2 separate regions of the Homo sapiens genome follow, and region 1 is linked to region 2. A link is a loop called in an ENCODE intact Hi-C map of the cell type or tissue named here. Cell type or tissue: OCI-LY7. All regions are shown on one strand. Links, peaks and the distances in the headings refer to the core of each region. The heading gives the core; the rest is flanking DNA.

Region 1 (2,916 bases), core at 274-2,773, 69 kb after region 2:
GGCCAAGTGGGCTGGAGGGAGAATGAGATTCTGCACATGAGGTTCCAACCAGGGTGCCAAATGTGTGGGTAAGGCAATCCCAGGTTGCCCAACCCTCCAAGTCAGCCTAGTAGAGCCTCCAAACCAACAAACAGACCTGTGATTTAAGCTCCATGTTTGGGATGGTTTGTTACTTAACAAAGCTAACTGATGCAGTTGTGGAGGACAGGGTACTTGGAAGCAGAATACAACCAACTTACAATATATTGAATTTTAGCTCTCCCTAAAGGTGTGTATCAGCAGGCAACACAATGTAAAAAATACCCCAAGCTGGCACAGTGGCTCACACCTGTAGTCCTAGCTACTTGGGAGGCTGAGGCAGGAGGATCACTTGAGTCCAAGAGTTAGAGGCTGGCCTGGGGAACATAGCAAGATCCTGTCTCTTAAAAAAAAAAAGTACCCCATCCAACCCAGGATATTCAGAATATGCAAGACCATTTTCTTTTGCTTCAGATAAAAGTTCTTTAATTTCTGGTAACTCTGCCAGATATCTCAAATACCAAACATGACGGTTATATTTAACTGAAACCATAATCTCAATTTATTAAAACTGACAAGCTCTAAATATTGTAAAACCTTCACAAAATGGCATCTCTTATTTTCTTAGGTATAAAATGACTCATACTCAGTAAAGGTGAATTTCTTAGAGAAGAATTTACATCTTATTTATGACTCAACAACAAATGTGTGCTTTTTTCTTCTGGGTCCTAGTTTTAGTTGATAAAGTCCAGTAGGCAGAACAAAAAAAAAAGACACTCTAAAAGTAAACCTATTAGTACAATTATTTTTCTTTCACTTTTTTTCTCTTAAATTTTGCACCTATTACAAGCCTAGACAATGGTAAATGTGTTTATTGGAGGATGACTACATGGTGGAAATTCCTCCAAACACTTGATTGAAAAGATTTGGGGCTGGGCGCGGTGGCTCACACCTGTAATTCCAGCACTTTGGGAGGCCGAAGCGGGCGGATCACGAGGTCAGGGGATCGAGACCATACTGGCTAACATGGTGAAACTCCGTCTCTACCAAAAACACAAAAAAAGAAATAAGCTGGGCATGGTGGCGGGCGCCTGTAGTCCCAGCTACTCGGGAGGCTGAGGCAGGAGAATGGTGTGAACCCGGGAGGCAGAGCTTGCAGTGAGCCGAGATCATGCCGTGGCACTCCAGCCTGGGTGACAGGGCAAGACTCCGCCTCAAAAAAGAAAAAGATTTGGGAGCCTAATTAAGTGTCCAGACTTTAACCTATTTCCTACAGGAAAGTCACCCAAGAGCTGGTGAAAGGGCAGCCGACTGCTACTCTTCAGGGTTCAAAGGTTGCCCAGCTTCAGACCTCCTTCTCTGCAACAGAAGTGATGTGGGAAGTTGGACAGACAGGTCCTACCAGTTTCAGTTACCATGGCCCTGATGAAATTATCTTTCACTTCCTCCTCAGATAAGCACTTCAGAAAAGCACCCAGGTTCCCTGAGTTCTTACACCCTCCATACTTGCCTTCAAACAACACTCAAACCCAGAGACCACCTTGCTCAGAGCTTCACTGCCCCACCCACCAAGCTCCCCTCCTCTGTGTTCCCTCTTCCCTCCTTCCCACCCCATGCAATGCATTCCGCAATAAGGTCCACAGCTCAATAATAGTTTTGTTTTCTGTGTGGCATCTTGACTCCTCAAAAGAAATTCCCAAGTGTAAATAAACCTCCTGCTAGTTTAAATTCATTCTCTTGTCCTTACTTTTGTGCCATTAAGAGCAAGAAAAGCTTCTAAAGATGTTACTTGAAAGCCAGAAAAAATTAGAAAAAAGAGAATGTATTTGTGTATTACATATGAAAATAAATAATTTTAAAAAGAACTTTTGGCTGGGCACGGTGGCTTACACCTATAATCCTAGCACTTGGGAGGCTGAGGTAGGAGGATCCCTTGAGCCCAGGAGTTTGAGGCCAGCCTGGGCAACATGGCAAAACCCTGTTTCTACTAAAAGTACAAAAATTAGCCAGGCGTGGTGGTGCATGCTTGTAATCCCAGCTACTCCCGGGGTTGAGGAGGGCGGATCGCTTGAGCCCATGAGGTCCAGGCTGCAGTGAGGCATGATCGCACCACTGCACTCCAGCCTGGGTTGACAGAACAACACCCTTTCTCAAAAAAAAAAAAAAGTAAAAGATGAATAAAAAGAACTTTCATGCTAATAACATGTAGAAAAACAAAAAAATGTTTTCTAATACATCACATGGATCTAAAAAATAGTGTTACTTAAATATTGATATATGCATATATTCTTAGTATATTTAATTGTTCTTGCTAATATTACCAGTGCAATCTTCTATCAGGGAATTTTCAAAATAAAAACTGTATTATCATTGACCTAGAAAATTAAGTTATATGTTAACACCATACAACACCTCCTGCATGACAGGCTCTGTGTGTTTGCTCAATCCTCTCACCAGCAGCTCTGAGAAAGAGGGATTATAATTGTCCCTCTGTTTCAGAAAAGGAAGCTGACACACATGGAAGCTAAGTGGCATCCCCGCATCCAGGTGGCCTGGGCCTCGCTGAGACCAGGTGGCTTAAGCTGGGAAGGTCTGGGTGTACCATCTGGCTCCAGTCTGCACCTTCCAGCAGTCTCTTAGCCAGCCTCTCACGAAAGAAGATGAGTAGAAAGACCAAATTGTACTACAATTTTAAACAAAAGATACAATACCACTTTCCAAATAAAAGGAGAAATTCAGATTTACTGTTTCTAAGGATTTTCTCATGTGTTACCAAAGCTACTCTTGATCAACTTAATATGCAAAGTCTAACCAGCAAAATGGAATTTGGTACATAATTTGACTGTTAGAAGATATAAGGAAATATGCCTCCAAAAATCATGCTTCTTACCTCAATGT
Region 2 (2,916 bases), core at 169-2,668:
TTTGCTATTTAACCACTGTAAACTGTCTTGTTAAGGTGGAAAAGAGCAACGTCAGTGCCTCATTAACTGTTACAAGTGGAAAGACAGAATCTGTAGAGGGAAATGTCTTCCTTATGGTTCTAAAGCCATGGTGCCCACGCTTGCCTTCCCTTCCGTGTCTAAATCCCCTCTGGGTGGACATTACAACCCACTCACAAGAGAAAGGGGTAAGAGGGCTGTGAGCAGTAACTCGGAAGAAAGCCTTGATTGATTTTTTTTTTTTTTTTTTTTGAGACAGGGCCTCGCTCTAGCACCCAGGCTCATGCCTGCAATTCTGGCACTTTGGGAGGCTGAGACAGGAGGACTGCTGGAGCCCAGGAATTCAAGACCATCCTGGGCAACATGAAGAGAACCTGTCTCCACAAAAATTTTTTAAAAATTAGCTGGGCGCAGTGATGTGTGCCTGTAGTCCCAGCTACTCAGGAGGCTGGGGTGGGGGGATGGCTTGAGCCCAGGAGGTTGAGGCTGCAGTGAGATGTGACTGTGCCACCATACTCCAGCCTGGGTGACAGGAGTGAGGCCCTGTCTCTAAAACAGTAATAATAAAATACTTTAGCAACAAAATACCCAAGGAAAGAAAAAAGGCACAGCTGGGGCAAGCATGGTCAAGTGTGGGTAACACTGAATTTGAGGTGATGCGGGTTCCTTACATTCCTGCTTTGTATATTTTGAAAACTTCCTAAATAAAAAACTAAAGAATTATCTCTAGAAAGTGAGGTTCCATTAACACAAACCAAAAACAGCAAGATCTATTTTATAGGAGGCCTAGTAGAAGATGCCCAAGAACAAAATTTATTTAGAATCTCGCACATGAGCGAGTGATGAGATACCTCTGCTGGGGTAGGGGCATGATCCCACTCCTTAGGAAGGAACATTCCAGCTTCCACAGCATTAGCTTCACCAGGGAGCGGCCACCCCTGCCCCACAGCAGTGCTAGCTCAAAACCACCCAAACCTAACCTGCTGTCCAGACGCCAGGGTGGGTTCCCTTAAAAACAAAAAGACAACTTTGTTAGTTCACAGCATCAGCAAGGACCGTCGTCAGGCAACAGTAATGAAGGGGAGAGGAACCATCAGCTACCATATGAATACTAAGGTTTAGGAAAACGTTTTAAATGTTATCTATACTCATTTCTCCCCAGCACACAAATCCAAGGTTTATTTTTGGAGTGACAGTAAGAAAAGAAGAACCTCCCAAACAGTCCTGTCCTGACCTCAGGTTCACTGCTGCGCTTCTGTCTGTTAACATTTTCACAGGTATTTGTTAGCCAATGTAGAAAGCTGTGCCCAATGGCCCCTAAAGCATCAAGAAGGCAGGTCTAAATTACCAGGGACAGAATGAATAACAACTATACAGACTGAAACTTCTAGCTGCATAAGCAAAATGATGAGACTGCGGTTTAGGTATAACAAAGCTACAAAAATGGGAAACTGCCTGATGTGGTTAGCCACAAAACCCCTGCTGGCATCCAGCCAACACTGATGAGAAAAGGAAAACCAGCCCTTGCAAGATGCCCTCAATGGCTCAGACACCTGAGCCACGTGGTCCCTGTGCAATCACAGTAAATCCATCCAGGCAAAACATCAGAGATCTTACAATGTGAACAGGAATGAAATGTAAAGTTTCCACAAGACATTCTGGGAAGAGAATTAAACTTTAAATGTGGTATTGCACTACTAGGTAAGATCAGAAAAGAAAAACAACAAAAACCCCAACCCTATCTGTGGACTTGACAAATTGAACAGTGTCATCTAGGGCTGGCCTGAGACCGGCACTTGTGGGTGCTGAGCTGCATGGCAGTGGTTTCCCCATGACGTCCCTGGATGGACCTACCCACTCTGTGCCACAAACATCAGCCTTGACTTTTATGGTGGTTTAGACTGAGAAGCTCTCCATGTGGTACCCAGCAGGGCCCATGGCACCTGGTATGTGTTTACGGGTACGCTGGATGGGTGGGCAGGGCCACCTTGGCACACCTGCCCCTGGGACCCTTCCCATTGTCCTGGGACAGAATGATGCCCATGGTGTGTCTGGTTCTGCTTTTTTTGCAACCACGTATCTTCTAGTTCCCAATTAAGCTGAAGAAAAGAAAACAGCTCAAACTTACATAAGTGCATTTTAAACCAACGCCTCTCCAAGACCACTATCTACACACAGCACTATTTCTGGGTCTCAAGTCAATAATGAGGCAGTGGCCCTTTGACACCTTTAAAAAAAAAAATGACATGGTGCCTTTGGCACTGGGACAGTTCCAGGCATCCCCTCACCCCCAACCCCAGTGCAATGGATGACTGTCCCCCCAGAGTCCCAGTGGGACTCTTTCTCCACTTGTCTGTGCAAAAGGGTTGCTGAAGAAAAGGCTAATGTCTACGGGGGCCTTAGGGTCTCAGAGTCCCACGAGTTTGACCACAGCACACAGGAGGCCATGGCCTATGGCCATCTTTCCCAGGGTTAGGGCTGTAGAGGCATACTCAAGGTTTTGTGTAGCGCAGTGGCTGGACAAGTGAGACAAAACCTGTGTCCTAGTTAATTATAGGCAACAGGGCTCATCTTGAAAAGCAGCATCAATAGTGTAATACACATATTCTATTGAAGATCAACATGAACAGAATTGTGTAACATTCAGAATGTATAGCACCAGTTCTTACTTGAATCAAAGCATATGGCAAAAAACATAAACTACAAAGACTAATTTATCGGTCCTCTAGGAGGACTGGCTGGAGTACTCAGGTCTAAGACCGGAGGCATAGCTTTTACGTCATTCCAAGTGAAAGGTCAAATTTTTTGACATTCAAAAAAGTATAATAAATCAGGAAATTAAAAAAAAATTGAATATCTATCCATGAAATGAAAGTCACTTTCTGTGTTTAAACCAAA

What was found. A loop is a pair of places that touch in the nucleus more often than their neighbours do. Peaks named below come from ENCODE experiments on the same cell type or tissue, not always from the same donor. Only the 100,000 strongest peaks of a DNase experiment are listed, where the experiment ranks them.
Region 1: a loop joins it to region 2, with 2.2 times the contacts of the local background. A loop is called at or near these places in 3 of 110 quality-filtered maps.

What each region holds. Positions count from the first base shown.
Region 1 is chr2:241,373,283-241,376,198 of GRCh38, reverse strand. It overlaps FARP2 (FERM, ARH/RhoGEF and pleckstrin domain protein 2), which reads right to left. Exons shown (of 27, transcript NM_014808.4): 2 at 2,909-2,916. Among named protein-coding and RNA genes, the nearest start is that of FARP2, 18 kb to the right of the region's middle. In OCI-LY7, for the core only: no CTCF peak of the experiment used is centred there; DNase peaks (open chromatin) are centred at 1,438 and 2,588; H3K4me3 peaks cover 671 bases; H3K27ac peaks cover 1,777 bases.
Region 2 is chr2:241,442,599-241,445,514 of GRCh38, reverse strand. All of the region lies in intron 13 of FARP2 (FERM, ARH/RhoGEF and pleckstrin domain protein 2), which reads right to left. Among named protein-coding and RNA genes, the nearest start is that of MIR3133, 34 kb to the left of the region's middle. In OCI-LY7, for the core only: no CTCF peak of the experiment used is centred there; a DNase peak (open chromatin) is centred at 1,494; H3K4me3 peaks cover 563 bases.